Linked DNA regions of Homo sapiens: region 2 is linked to region 1. A link is a loop called in an ENCODE intact Hi-C map of the cell type or tissue named here. Cell type or tissue: heart right ventricle. All regions are shown on one strand. Each heading gives the region's core, and the rest is flanking DNA. Links, peaks and the distances in the headings are about the cores only.

Region 1 (7,775 bases), core at 1,059-6,058:
TGAATGGATTATTGAGGAGGCCAGCTAGGAGGCCATTGCTGTGATCTAGGCAAGTGACTACAGTGGCTTGGGCTATGACAGTGATGGTGGCGAGAAGTGTACAGACAGATCCAGAGCATATTTTAGCTTTATGATCATCAAGACTTGCTGATGGATTAGATATGTAGGATAAGGCAAAGATAGTGACTTCTGGATGTTTGGCTTGACCGCTGGTGATCGTTGATACTATTTATTAAGATGAGAAGACTCAAAATTATCATTATGAACATCTAGTATTATAATGTGCTTTCTTGGCTTGTGAGGCATCCAAGGCAATTTGCCCTTGCATGCAATGGCACAAGACCACTATGCTTTATAAGACTTGTTTCTATTTTTTAATAATTTTACAGTGCTTGCCTTTTTGACAGGATTCCTGCCACTAGAAGTTTCTCATTTCTCCCTAAATCTGTCCTGGGCTAGGAAACCAGATACAAATGCTCATTGAAATTGTATGTAAAATGCCAGTAAACAGGAGCTGAATGAAGAGATGAAAAATTACTTTTGAGTAGAAGATGTGTGTTTTGTTTCGTGGGCTTTATGACAAAGATTGCTCAGAAACCCTTTTTGTTTACTTGCTCTGTGAGAGAGACTACTGAATAAATGACCTCTGCATACATAAGGAGTTATTGTGCCTTTTCTGTGCTTATGAGTTGCCTGTCTGCCTTTCCCAGAGTTCTCTACCAACAGCTGAGCCATCTTGATCTCTATGTCAGCAAGTTTAGCCCAATTGCATCATGCCATACTTGATGCTAGTTAAAACCTGATTATGTGTCCCAGTTTTAGTTGCTGTGTTTCTACCCTGCTATTATCACTTGGTCTCCCACAGGTACCTTGTTTCTGTATCTGTATCTTGGCCTTGTTGTCCTCAGTGGCTGCCTGGATAACCCAGTCTATATAGAATGATAACTCTTATTTTCCTTTTTAATCCTTAATCATGTGGAGACACACATTTTATTCCTGAGCCAAAGCCTGGAAACTCCACTACTATTATCAATACTGCTAGTACTACTAGTAATAGGATTACTAGCTAGCATTGGCTGAGCATTTATGTGCCATGCATTGAGATAAACACACAACACACATGGCCACACTTGATTCAGCTATCCAGTGAGATAGACTTTTTTATGCAACCTTTAAAAATGATGAAACTGAAGCAAAGAGAGGATAGGTACCTTTTCTTAGATCACAAAGCTAGTTAGTGGGTGATGGAGTGAGGATGAGAACCCAGAGCGACTGAAAAGTTTCTTCTCTTCATCATGGTCCTATAACTGCCTGTATAGACTGATACACAAACTTGAGGCCTGTGACTTGCTCAGTGATTTCCCTTTCTATGCCTCCCTGCCTCTAAGTTGATGTCCCTCTGTGGTGGACCCAGATCCATGCCCCTTTACTGTCATACACTCATTTCATTAGCTATGCTACATGGCCAGGAGGCTATGCTAAGGGGACAATTAGTATTTTTAATTTGCTCCAAACTTTATAAATAGTAAGACAGTAGTTAATTGAAGAGTGCACTGGTTAGCCAGCCTCTAAAGTAGGTGTCATTGTTCTTATTTTAGAAATAAGATAACAGAAGAGAGCTTGTAATTTGCTCAAGATCACGTAGTTACTTTAGGATGGGTCCTGGATTTCAACCCATGTCTGGTTGATTTCAGTGTATCCTCTTAATTAATTTCTGGGAACTCTTTCCCAAATGGCTCTAGCTTTGGGGCTAACAGGCTACCTATTTTACATGCAGCATTCTGTTATTTTACTTCCTATAAATAAATGTCTCTCTATGAGTTTTATGGTAATAGAAATTTTTAAATGCATTTTTATGCTCCTGTCCAATCACTTGGAACAGTAAAATTGATAAATTGTTTGTATTCCTCTCATTTTGGAACACAGTTCACCTTTTTCTTATTTTGTAATTGTGCTTTTTTGAATGCTTGTTTTGTCTGATCCATGCCTTGAAATATTTTGTAAATCTGAATATATTACTATCTTAGGAAAAGGGAGATTTTTCTTAATAAAATTGAGTAGTGCAATTTCTATGATAAAATTGCTCAATTATACTGAAAGAAACACAATATATCATAAGTTATGCATCATTGAACAACTTAACCACACAAATGCTCAAAACCCAGAGAAAAAATTGTAAAGGCCAATTTAGTGGAAAACCGGAAAGGATTTAATTTTCCTAAAAGTGTTTTTTGGGAAACTCATTAGTCTCTTTAAATGCTCTGTCGAAAAATGGTTTCTTGGTAATATAATTGAGACATGCTCTATATTTTATCTCCTATGAAGGATTCAGAAAATAAGATTTGCTAATTGAAGGCTCTGAGAAGTCCTACTCCTACAGTAAAGATATCTGATCCCTAATTAATTTTTTGTGTTGGCCATCTGTTGTTATTGCCTGCTCAGTATGTGTTCACTTTTCTGGGAATAGCACCATAATTTTGTCCTGGGAAACTGTGCCTCTTGATTTGACGCAGTGCGAAGTGGGTGTTAATCAGGGGACCTTGCCATGCCCTGGCCAAAGTATAGGCATGTGACCCAAGATGGACCAATCAAATGCTTTCTCTCTGGAATTTATATCTTGAATGGAACAATGCAGTGATTCAATATAGTTGAAATTCATTTATCCTGGTGATGGTGCTCTGCTTCCTGGATCTTTGGAGCTACTCTTCTTCTTGGGCTTTTAACATTCTGGTTTTCCAGCCTTCCTTTGTGTAATTATACAGGCTGCGCACTGCTTAAGGGCACCATGTCTAAAAAGAAAGAAAACATTCATGCTGTAGATCTATATTAACTCCTGTGAGAATGGGGGTTGGGAGGGGCGGTGGATAATGGAGAGTCTGGGATTTCTGGCTGCATCTGGAAGTAGTAGAGGAGAGTTCCTGATGAAGTTAGGCTGCACCAGCATTCAGGAATATACATTCACTTTGGAGACCTACACGCACACTTGTTGATGCCCATGTACTCACAACCTGGTTTTGTTCCTGTGCAACCCCAAGAATTCCATGAGGTTTTTTCTGTCATCCTTCCACTGCTCTTAGATACCCTCAGAAACCTATCTAGACACAGTCCCTTTGCCTAGGGAATAGGACTGGGGGCATGGAGTGTGTCTCTGCCAACAGTGTGTATGTTCCAGTATAGGACATGGACAAGCAGCCAGGAATGTGGGCACGAGTGTGTATAGCAAGACCCCATCTCTACAGAGCACCTGTAGCTCTGCCTGTCAGGGCCCTTGCAGTCTTTCTTTGTATGGCCTGGAAAACCAAGGGTGTGTGTCCAAGCAAGAGGCTTTAGTTTTACTTTCTTATGAGTGGGACACATATATTTGGGTTGCCAATTTTAAAGATACATTCAATTTATGAAATAACAGCCATCATTCTCTTGCCCCTCGTTTTATCCATTAATTTATTTTCCCTCCCCTTCTCTTCATTTGCAGGTAAGGTAGCTACCTGCCTGGTGTCTACTTTTCCCGGGTGGCCTGAATATGGTGCTTGGTTGTGCAATAATATACTAATGGAACCATCTTTCATTTGAGGGAGGAGCATCCTTTTAAATTTGTGCTAGTGGCAGTCTTGTCTCTGAGCTGCCTTGTATCCTTCCAATATGCTTCAGCTAATTAGAGTCAGGTTAGGTTGTACTTTCCCAAAGCTTAGGTAATACATTCCTATCATCTTTTAATACTCCTCAAGTTCCTCAAAACATTTGGAAACCCTGATCCAGTGGAAATAGCACAGGACTAGGGAGGAAGAAACCTAATTTTATTGATGAGAAACCCAAAGCCCTTTAAAGTGAATTTCAGGCAGGGCTTTCAGTAATGCAGAGTGGAGAAGATAACAAATCCTCTTTCCCAAAAACAACTGGAGAAAACTGTCCAAACCAACAATTTTAGTCTTCTGGGAATGGACAGAGGTCAACAACAAACTGGGAAACATTTATTCATGGAACCTTGCTGAACTTTGGGTAAGAACAAAGTTCCTATCTCTGGGTAAGAACAATGGGAGTCTGTGATGTTCTTGCTTGGGGATGCCTCATAACCATAGATCTGTTGTCACAATAGTGTTGCCAGGGTAGATCTGCTTGTGCCAGAAGGCACTGACTTGATTTAGAGTGAAGGGCATCGTCAGTAAAATCAGAAAATTAGAAACACACAAGAAGAGCCTACAGTTTTGCTAGCCTCAGATTGTGGCCAGAAATTCAACAGGAAGACCTTGGGAATTAAATCAGCTCTCCACACATCACTGGTTGACTGAGAGGATATGCATGCACAAGAAGTCCATGTGGGGCCTAATGGAAAGTAAAAGCTGGGGCCAACCTGATGCCCACCTGAAACTTGTATGCACAAAGTTTGACCCACACTCAGGTCCATCAACAATAGCTAGGAGTCTTACTGGCTGAAGGCATTTGAGCATTTTCTGACCAATTACTGACTACTAAGCTATGCAGACACAGGAGCAACTTCTAGAAAACTAGACTAAAAAGTAAAAGTAAGGATTGAAAAATGCTTCCAGTGCTTTGGGAGGCCGAGGCAGTAGGATTGCTTGAGGCCAGGAGTTCCAGACCGACCTGGGCAACATAGCAAGATCCTATCTCTACAAAAATAAAATAAAACAATTATGTGGGCATAATATCATTCATCTGTGGTCCTAGCTATCTGGTAGACTTTTTTTTTTTCTTTAAAGACAGAATTTCATTCTTGTCACCCAGGCTGGAGTGCAATGGCATGATTTTGACTACAACCTCTGCCTCCTGGGTTCAAGCGATTCTCCTGCCTCAGTCTCCTGAGTAGCTGGGATTACAGGCATATGCCACCATGCCTGGCTAATTTTTGTATTTTTTAGTGGAGACAGGGTTTCGCCATGTTGGCCAGGCTGTTCTTGAACTCCTGACCTCAGGTGATCCACCCGCCTCAGGCTCCCAAAGTGCTGGGATTACAGGTGTGAGCCACCGTGCCCGGCCCCCCCAGCTACTTGGGAGGCTAAAATGGGAGGATAGCTTGAGCCCAGGAGTTCAAGGCTGCAGTGAGCTATGATCATGCTACTGCACTCCAGCCTGGATGGCAGAGTGAGACCCTATCTCTGAAAAAAAAAAAAAAAAAAGCTAAGCAGAGACAACTATGACTGCATACTGCAGAGGAGACAGATTCTACAGATTACATATGGGTAAGTTACTAAATAAATAATGAAAACAAAAATCAACAATAAGAGTTTAGAGAAATAAACCAGAAAACAAAGTTACTACAATATATTTTGATAATTTTTGATTAATGTCCAGTTGAAAAAATAATTGTGAGATGTGCAAATACCAGAAAGTGCGGCCCTTACTTAGGAAAAACACAGCCAATATGCATAATCTCTAAGTGAACCCAGATGATAGATTCAGCAGACGAAGACTTCAAAATAGCTATTATAAACATGTCCAAGGAATTAAAGGAAACTACCTGTAAAGGATTTAAGGAAATTGTGATGAAAATGATTCAAAAAATGGGGAATCTCAATAAATACATAAATAGATACTATAAAACTGGAAATCTAGAGTTATAAAACACAATAATGTAAACAAAAAATTTACTAGATGGGATAAATAACGAATTTGGTATCATGGAATAAGGAATCCGGTAACTTGAAGGCAGATAGAAATTATCCCATCTGGAAAACATAGAGAAGAAATATTGAAGAAAAATGTCTCTCAAAGATCTGTGGGGCAACACTAACTGTCAATATGCATGTAATGAAAATCCCAGAGGTCAAGGAGAGAGAAGGAAGGCAGTAAAATTATTTGAAGACATAATGGCTGACAAATTTGCAAATTTGATAATAAAAACATTAATCTGGCCGGCCACAGTGGCTCACGCCTGTAAACCCAGCATTTTGGGAGGCGGAGGTGGAGGCGGGTGGATCGCGAGGTCAGGAGATCGAGACCATACTGGCTAACACGGTGAAATCCTGTCTCTATTAAAAATACAAAAAATTAGCTGGGCGTGGTGGCGGGCGCCTGTAGTCCCAGCTGCTTGGGAGGCTGAGGCAGGAGAATGGCATGAACCTGGGAGGCGGAGATTGCAGTGAGCTGAGATTGTGCCACCGCACTCTAGCCTGGGTAATGGAGCGAGACTCTGTCTCAAAAAAAAAAAAAAAAGTTAATCTAGAGATTCAAGAAATGCAACCATCACCAAGTAGGGTGAATACAAAGACATTTACACTTAGATACATCAAAGAGAAACTGTTGAAAACCCAAGAAAACCTTGAAAACAAGAAAAATGACTTATGTACAGGGAGACAATTATATGGTTAACTAACAGACTTCTCAAAAACAATGGAGTCAGGAGGTCATGGAATACACATTCAAAGCGCTGAAATAAGAAAAAGGTCAACCAAAAATCTATATTCATCAAAACTATCTTGGAGAAATAAAGGTGAAATAAAGACATTCCCAAATAAAGACGGAGAATTTGATGCTAGCAGACCTGCCTTGCAGGAAGTATTAAGGAAGTCCTTCAGGCTAAAAGGTAATGATACCAGACAGTAACTGGAATCCACAGAAAGAAATGAAGGACATTAGAAGTGGCAAATATAAATGACAGTATAAACATATAATTTTTAAATAAAAATTTGCTTAGAAGACATAGATTGTTCAAAGCAATGATTGTGATACTGTATGGCTGGGTTTATAAACTATGTAAGATGCCATATAGATGACAATAATAGCACAAAGGAAGAACACGGAAATAGAGCTATATTGCAGCAAAGTTGGCTATGTTTTAACAGGATTAAGTCACTGTTAACCTGAAATAAATTGTAATAAAATGGATATTGTAATCTCTAGAGCAGCCACTAAGAAAATAACTAAAAATATATAGTTAACAGGTGAGTTGATTTGCATAGGGTCACTACACCAAGCTAGTGCAAGTAAGACACTTTATCTACCTGCCTCAATTTCTCCATATGTCATTTCAGGACATTAATACCAGCCACACATCCTCACTGTTAGGCTCTGTCCTCCCATACTAGATTTTTCTTAAATTTTTGAAGTAAGCACCCAGCATACTGCAGACTGCTTGGTCTCTGGCCAAAGTTTAAAAAATCTGACATGGCTCATCAGTGAACTCTCAGTTCTTTCCTTCTCCAAGCAGGACATGGGCTTGGCTGTGCCTGCTGAAGTTGAAGGGCTCATCAGTGATATCAGGGAAGTTAGGTTTCTCTGGAGACAATGTGAGTATCCTGGGTTTTCCATCCTCTTTCAGAGCAATGAAACCTAGTAGAGACCTTGCATTATACTTCAATCAGCTGATCGTAGCCACTTGAATTTCCTGTGGGTTCTAGTTACTCATGAAATGAATTTTAGTACTATCCCATCTACCCCATACACATACACACTGTCCCCTGTCCCCACAGACTTCACCCTCTACCTCCAAATCTTATTCTCTGTAGTCCAACATATCAAAATCTGTTCCTCAGTGTCTTAGACTTCTCCACTAGCAAGATACTACTTGCGGTTTATTACTCTGTTTAGACTAAGAGTCTGATGCCAGAAGTCAAGGCTTCTGGACTAGCCTACTTCTCACTCATTATTATCTAGAATATAGGCCAGTGTTTCTGAGACTTTAATGTGTATATCAATCACCTGGGAACTTGTTAACTACGGATCCTGATTCAGTAGGTATAGGGAAAAGCCTGAGATTCTGCATTTCTAACATGGTCTTAGGAGATGGGGATGCTCTGCTGGACCATACTTTGTGTAGCTAG
Region 2 (7,775 bases), core at 1,798-6,797, 130 kb after region 1:
CTCCTTTAGATGAGCTTGTATAGGAGTCAACTCTTTTTCATAAATGGTTTTCAAATATTTGATATAAGATCATTCATGGCCATAAAGACAGAGTTTTCTTTTTAGAATGAAAAATGGAAAAAAAATAGTTATCTTTAGGAATAAAACCCTCTGAGGCTATTGCATATAATAATTTATCTATATATTTTACAGATGTAGATATGCCATATAATAATTACATTTTATATATATATACACAAAAAATACAGTTTTTTTGGTTTGTTTGTTTGTTTGTTTGAGACAGAGTCTCATTCTGTCACCCAGGCTGGAGTGTAGTGGCCTGATCTTGGCTCACTGCAACCTCCACCTCCCAGATTCAAGCGATTCTCCTGCCTCAGCCTTCCAAGCAGCTGGGACTATAGGCGCATACCACCAGGCCTGGCTAATTTTTTTGTATTTTTAGTAGAGATGGGGTTTCACCGTGTTAGCCAGGATGGTCTCAATCTGACCTTGTGATCCATCCACCTTGGCCTCCCAAAGTGCTGGGATTACAGGCGTGAGCCATCACGCCCGGCCAGTATAGTTCTATTCTTAATCTCTTGTTCTATTGAGATGGAAATATCTTCATGTTATAAAAATAAAAGTGGCAGAGCACTGAACAGATGGAGAGTTAAATGAATGAACTGAGGATTCCACATCTTGGCTGCCTGAAAATATGTTCTACTACAGTAAACATATTTTTAGCAAACAAATAATGGCAACCCATGTGTTGATCTCTCACCAGTATTCTCTAGCTTGGCTCATTTATTCCCTGAGGATAGCTGAACTTCTTTGCAAGAAACAGATATTTCCCACACTTTTCAAGCCTCGAAGCGAATTCGAGAATGCCAGAGAACTGAGTAAAACTGTAAAACTACACTTAGGATTTTGCACTGGGTGAAATGTCTCTAGTGAAATCAGGACATTTGTATAGAATGGACCATTCTGATTTCTGCTACTGTCTTAATTCATTAATTTAACATGGAAATTCTAATATGTGTGTAATTTTCTCAGAAAACCCATTATTTAATAATGACAACTCTGAGCAAACGAGGTGTGAAATTTTAAATATACAATGTGCCATGTGTTACTGGTAGACCCACTGCCTTTGTGATTCTCCATGTTAAATTTTGATTTCAATGCAGCATCTTAGCATCAAGAAATACCAACCCTGGGATAGAACTAGAGGGCATATAACAAAGAGTATGCCCAACTTCTATTATCTGAGAATTGTCTTCAAGCTCTACCTGCATACTAATGTTATTCATTTGTTAACAGTTTTTCTGTAAATGACTTTTAAGTTGAGTCATTCTTAAAAATTAACGACTTTCTTGAGGTATAATCTATGTACCATACAATTCATTCATTTTAAATATAAACTCAGTGATTTTTATTGAATTTGCTGAGTTATTCAACTATAACTGCATTCAAATTTTAGAACATTTTCATTATCTCTGAAAAATTCCTTGTGCCCATTTTCACTGCTGGTTCCCATTGTGGGCCCCAAACAAACAATAATCTACTATCTGTCCATATGTATTTGCCTTTTCAGGATATTTCATAAAAATGGAATCATATAGTATGTGGTCTTCTGTGCCTCACTTCTTACATTCCCTCAGAGATGTCCATTAGTCTGTCCAACCAAAAACTGGGGTCAGGTGAATCCTGAGACTTTTGCGGGAGCCTGTGGCAACCCACAGGTGAGGTCGCCCTGCATGTTCCTTGATTACAGTCAGATCACAGCTCTACACCAGGTCCATGGAGAAAGAAAGAACTGATTTTGATCCTTCTCCATGTTCACCTATGAAAACCTCATTACAATGACTTTAACTTCTTTTACAAAGTCAAATTTGACCATATTCTCAGAACTCAACCAGGGTCATGGCCTTTGCAGTGGAGTCAATCCAAAGGCCTCACTAAACCATATACAGTCATCCCTCAGTACACATGGGGGATTGGTTCCAGGACCACCTGCATTTACCAAAATCCATGGATACTCAAGTCCCTTATGTAAACTGGCATGGTATTTGCATATAACTTATACACATCTGCCCACCTCTAGATTACTAGATTACTTCTAGATTATCTGTAATACCTTTGTATTATAATATTAATAATAATAATTAATATTATACAATAATTTATATACATATACATTTATATACATATTAAATTATTATAATAGTATATAATAATTATATACATAATATATAATTATATACATAATATATAATTATTTATATACATAGGAATTATAATACCTATGTATATAAATGCTATGTAAATAGTTGTTATATAAGTGAATATTGATGAATATATTGACGAACATAGATGCAAATATCTTCAACAACATTCTAGCAAACCAAATTCAACATCACATTAAAAGGATCATATACCATGATCAAGTGAGATTTATCTTTGAGAGAAAAGGATAATTTAACATTTGTAAACCAATAGATATGAATACACCACATTAACAGAATGATCATCTCAACAGATACAGAAAAAAATTTTGACAAAATTCAACATCCTTTCATGATAAAAAGTCATATCAAATTAGGTATGGAAGAAATATACTTCGACATAATAAGGGCCATATGCGACGAAGCCACAGTCAACATCACTCTCAATGGTGACAACTGAAATCTTTCCCTCTTAGATCAGAAACAAGACAAGGGTGCCTGTTCTTGTCACTTCTATTTAACATACTACTGGAAGTCTTAGCCTGAGCAATTAGACAAGAAAAAGAAATAAAAGGCATTCAAATTGGAAAGAAAGAAGTTAAATTGTCTGTTTACAGATGATATAATCTTATGTAAAGAAAACCCTAAAGACTCCACCATAAACTTTTAGAACTAATACATTCAATAAAGGTGCAGGACACAAAATCAACATATGAAAATTAGTGTGTTTCTGTACACTAAGAACAAATTAGTTGAAAATGAAATTAAGATATCAATCCCAATTACAATAACATCAAAAAGAATAATATGTTTATGAATAAATTTAACAAAAGAGGTAAAAAATCTGTATACTAAAAACTGTAAGATATTGAAGAAATAAACTATAGAAGTCACAAATAAATGGAAAGATATTTCATGTTCATGAATCAGAAGAATTTATGTTGTTAAAATGTCCAGACTACCCAAAGTGATCTACAGATGCAATGCAATTATTATCAAGATTACAATAGCATTTTTCACAGAAATGGAATAATAAATCCTAAAATTTGTGTGGAACCACAAAAGACCTTAAATAGCTAGTGCAACCTTGAGAAAAAAGAACAAAGTGGGAGGTATCACACTCCCTGATTTCAAAATATATTACAAAGCTGTAGTAATCAAAACAGTATGGTAATGACTTAGACCAATGGAACAGATTAGAGAGCCCCAAAATAAACTCATGTATATATGGTCAACCAATCTTTGACAGGTGAACCAATAATACACAATGAGGAAAGGAAAATCTCTTCAATAAGTGGTGTTGAGAAAACTAGATATCCACCTTCAAAGGAATGAAATTGGACCCCTTTTACAAGGCTGTTTTTATTTAAAAGAAAAGAAGAAATTGGACCCTTGCCTTTCACCATATACAAAAATTAACTCAAAATGGATTAAAGGCTTAATCCATTAATCTTAAAATCTGAAACCATAAACTCCCAGAAGAAAATATAGGGAAAAACTTTCTTTACATTGGTCTTGGCAGTGATTTTTGGATATGACACCAGCAGCACAGACAACAAAAGAAAATTAAACAAGCTGGATTATATTAAACTAAAAAGCTTTTGCACAGCAAAGGAAACAATCAACAAAATGAAAAGGCAATATATTAGAATGGGAAAAAATATTTGCGAATCATATATCTTATAAGGGACTAATATCCAAAATGTAGAAGGAGCTCAAACAACTCAATAGCAAAAACAACCAAAAAACTTAATTAAGAAATGCGCAAAGCATCTAAATAGACATTTTTCCAAAGAAGACCTACCGATGACCAAGTATATGAAAAAGTGCTCAATATCACTAATCATCAGAGAAATGAAAATCAAAACCACAATGAGATATCACTTCACACCTGTTATGATGGGTTTTATCAAAAAGATAAAAAGGCCAGGCATGGTGGCTCACAACTGTAATCCCAGCATTCTGGAAGGTGGATCACCTGAGGTCAGGAGTTCAAGACCAGCCTGGCCCACATGGTGAAACCATGTGTCTACCAAAAAAATATATATATAAAAAATTTAGCTGGGCATGGTGGCACACGTCTGTAATCTCAGCTACTTGGGAGGCTGAGGTAGGCAGAGGTTGCCGTGAGCCGAGATCGCACCACTGCACTCCAGCCCGGGTGACAGAGCAAGACTCTGTCTCCAAAAAAAAAAAAAGATTAAAAAGTAACAAGTGTTAGTGTATGAAGAAAAGGGAACCCTTATACACTCTTCATGGCACAATCATTGGTACAATCATTGTGGAAAACAGTATGGAGGTTTCTTTTTTAAAAAATAGAACTACCATGTGATCCAGCAATCCCACTTTTGAGTACATACCCAAAGGAAGTGAAATCAGTATCTCAAAAAGATATCTGCACCCTCATGTTCATTTCAGCATTGATTAATGCTATTGTGATTACAATAGCGAAGATTTTGAAACAACCTAAATGACTATCAGCAGATAGATTTTAAAAATGTGATTACACAGGCACATGCACAAACACATACACACTAGAATATTATTCAGCCATAAAAAAGTAAGGAAATTCTGTCATTTGGGACAACATGGATGAACCTGGAGGACGTTATGCTAAGTGACAAAGCCAGATGCAGAAAGACAAATACTATATGATTTTACTTATATGTAGAATCCAAAAAAAGTCAAACTCATAGAAACAGAGAGTAGCACAGTGGTTAACAGGGGTTTGGGGGTGGGGAAAATGGGGAGATGTTGGTCAAAAGGTAAAAAGTTTTAAGCTGTAAGATGAGCAAGTTTTGGGAATCTAATATACAGCATGGATGGTGATGGATGTTTTAATTAATTTGGTTGTGGTAATCATTGCACAATGTATCCATGTATCGAATAATCACATTGTACACCTTGAATATATACAATTTTGTCAATTAATATATTTAAATAAATAAACAATAAATAAATAAAATGTGACTACCAGAAAGTTAGAAAAAAAAAAAGAAGAAGGGCCAAGGAAAACTGTCAATTCTGTCTGTGTCTGGGCTGGGCCAGGATCACTGTATGGAGTCAAAGTAAGCTGCAGGGGCCACTTCTGGGGAAAACTCTTTTATCAGTTTTTTTCAAGTTTCAGCTTTGCACCCATACTTCCATCAGAACTGAAAAATTTTGATTTCCTGGAGGCCACCCTAAGAGTCATGAGAATAACAAGGTCACATGGCCTAGTCTGCACTGGTTATGATTGGGACTACAATGCAGCTATCTGATCACTATAGGTATCTGATCAAACCTCTGATGAAATTTCCTCTTTGATTAAGGAAAACATTCTTGGCAAATGTTTTCTTCTGGTTCTTCTGGGCTACAAGAATTTCACCTCTAGCTGCACAATGCCAAGCATCCCCAGTTGTACCTCTAAGCCTGGCTCCAGTTCTGAAAACCAATAAAACAGAGCTGCAGTCTTATTACTAATTGTGAGCTTTGGTATCCATGTGGTGTGAGACTGCTTTGAATATTCTTTTGTTTTCTATTTGTTTTTAACAATAAACACTCTGGGCCCCATGAGACACTCAGCTAAGCACATTAAAAAGGTCAAAAGGACTTTGAAGAGTCAGGAGGTAGAAATAGTATGTTTTTGAGCTTCATCCATGTTGTAGCATGTACCAGTATTTCATTAAGTTTTATTGCTCAGCAATGTTCTGTTGTATGTATGTGCCACAATTTAATTATCCTTTCACCAACTGACATTGTAATTACTCATTCACCATTTGGTGGGTATTAGAATTGTTTCCCCTTTTGATTATTATGAATAAAGCTGCTATGAACATCCATGTCTAAGTCTGTGTGATAAATATATGTCACATTTCTCTTGAATATATACCTGGAAATACAATCACTGGATCATATGTTTTAAGTTTATGTTTAATTAAAAAAAAATTCCAAACATTTTCAGTGTACTTGCACTATTTTAAATTCCCCCTAACAATGTCTGAATAATTCAGTTTCTCTACATCCTCGCAGCATTTGCTGATATTATTGTTTTTTATTTTAGCCATTTTTAGGGGTGCAGTAATATTTCATTGTAGCTTTAATTTGTGTTTCTCCAATGACTAATGATGCTGAACATCTTTTCACATGATTATCAGCCATCCGTACATCTTCTTTAATAAGTGTCTGTTTAGGTATTTGCCCAATTCCTAAGTAGACTTTTTAAAGTACTGAGTTTTGAGAGTTCTTTATATATTCTAGATAGAAATACTTGTCAAGTGATTTACAAGTATTTTCTTCAAGCCCATAATTTGTCTTTTATCCTTTTAGTAGGGTAGTTCGTAGAGCAAGAATTTTTAATTTTGATTATCGCTGATAAAAACACACTAATTTTTCCTTTAATAGATCAGGCACTTAGTATCAGATCTGAAGACTCTTCACTCATTTCTAGGTCCCAAAGATTTTCCCCTATGTTTCTTTCTAAAAGGTTTATAGTTTTGCATTTCTCATTTAAATCCATGATATATTTTGTGTTAATCTTTGTATAAGGTGTGGAGTTTAGGTTGGGGTTTTTTGTTGTTGTTGTTGTTGTTGTTGTTGTTTGCCAATACATGCCTACATTAGTCAGCTTGGGCTGCCATAATAAAATATTGTGCAGTGGGTGGTTTAAACAACAAAAATTTATTTTCTAGCAGTTCTGGAGGCTGAAAGTTTGAGATCAGGGTGCCAGCATGGTCAGGTTCTGGTGAGAGCTCGCTTCCTTGGCTTGCAGATGGCCTTCTCACTGTGTCATTACATGCTGAGGAGTAAGAGGTAGGAGAGAGGGCGCAGGGAGGGAGACAGCTCTCCCTTTTCTTATAAGGCCATTAATCTTATTGGATTAGGATTCCACCCTTATAATCACATTTAACCTTAATTACCTCCCAAAAGCCTATCTCAAAATACAGTCACATTGTGAGTTACAGCTTCAACATATAGATACGGGGAAAATAAAATTCAGACCATAGCAATGTCCATTGTTCACTCCTGCTCCACGTAGAAAAGGCTATCCCTCTTACATTGAATTGCTTTCAAATCTTTGTTAAAAATCAGTTGAGCATATTTGTATGGGTCTATTTCTGAATTCTCTATGCTGTTTCATTGATCTATGTGCCTTTCTGCCAGGACTACATATTGATTACTGCAGCTATATGTTAAGCTTTAACATGGAGAAGACTGATTCTTCATAATTTTCTTTATCAAAATAATTTTGGGCCGGGCAAGGCGGCTCACGCCTCTAATCCCAGCACTTTGGGAGGCCTAGGCAGGCAGATCACCTGAGGTCAGGAGTTCAAGACCAGCCTGACCAACATGGTGAAAACCCCGTCTCTACTAAGAATACAAAATTAGCCAGGCGTGGTGGTGCATGCCTGTAATCCCAGCTACTTGGGCGGAAGAGGCAGGAGAATTGCCTGAACCCGGGAGGTGGAGGTTGCAGTGAGCCGAGATCGCACCATTGCACTCCAGCCTGGGGAACAAGAGTGAAACTCCATCTCAATAATAATAATATATTATTATTATTATATAATTGTATGTATATTTTTATATATTATATAT

Evidence for each region. Peaks named below come from ENCODE experiments on the same cell type or tissue, not always from the same donor. Only the 100,000 strongest peaks of a DNase experiment are listed, where the experiment ranks them.
Region 2: a loop joins it to region 1, with 2.6 times the contacts of the local background. A loop is called at or near these places in 4 of 110 quality-filtered maps.

The regions. Positions count from the first base shown.
Region 1 is chr1:67,861,329-67,869,103 of GRCh38, forward strand. The region is part of intron 1 of GNG12-AS1 (GNG12, DIRAS3 and WLS antisense RNA 1); the gene reads left to right. Among named protein-coding and RNA genes, the nearest start is that of GNG12, 32 kb to the left of the region's middle. In heart right ventricle, for the core only: no CTCF peak of the experiment used is centred there; no DNase peak of the experiment used is centred there.
Region 2 is chr1:67,991,009-67,998,783 of GRCh38, forward strand. The region is part of intron 1 of GNG12-AS1 (GNG12, DIRAS3 and WLS antisense RNA 1); the gene reads left to right. Among named protein-coding and RNA genes, the nearest start is that of DIRAS3, 56 kb to the right of the region's middle. In heart right ventricle, for the core only: no CTCF peak of the experiment used is centred there; no DNase peak of the experiment used is centred there.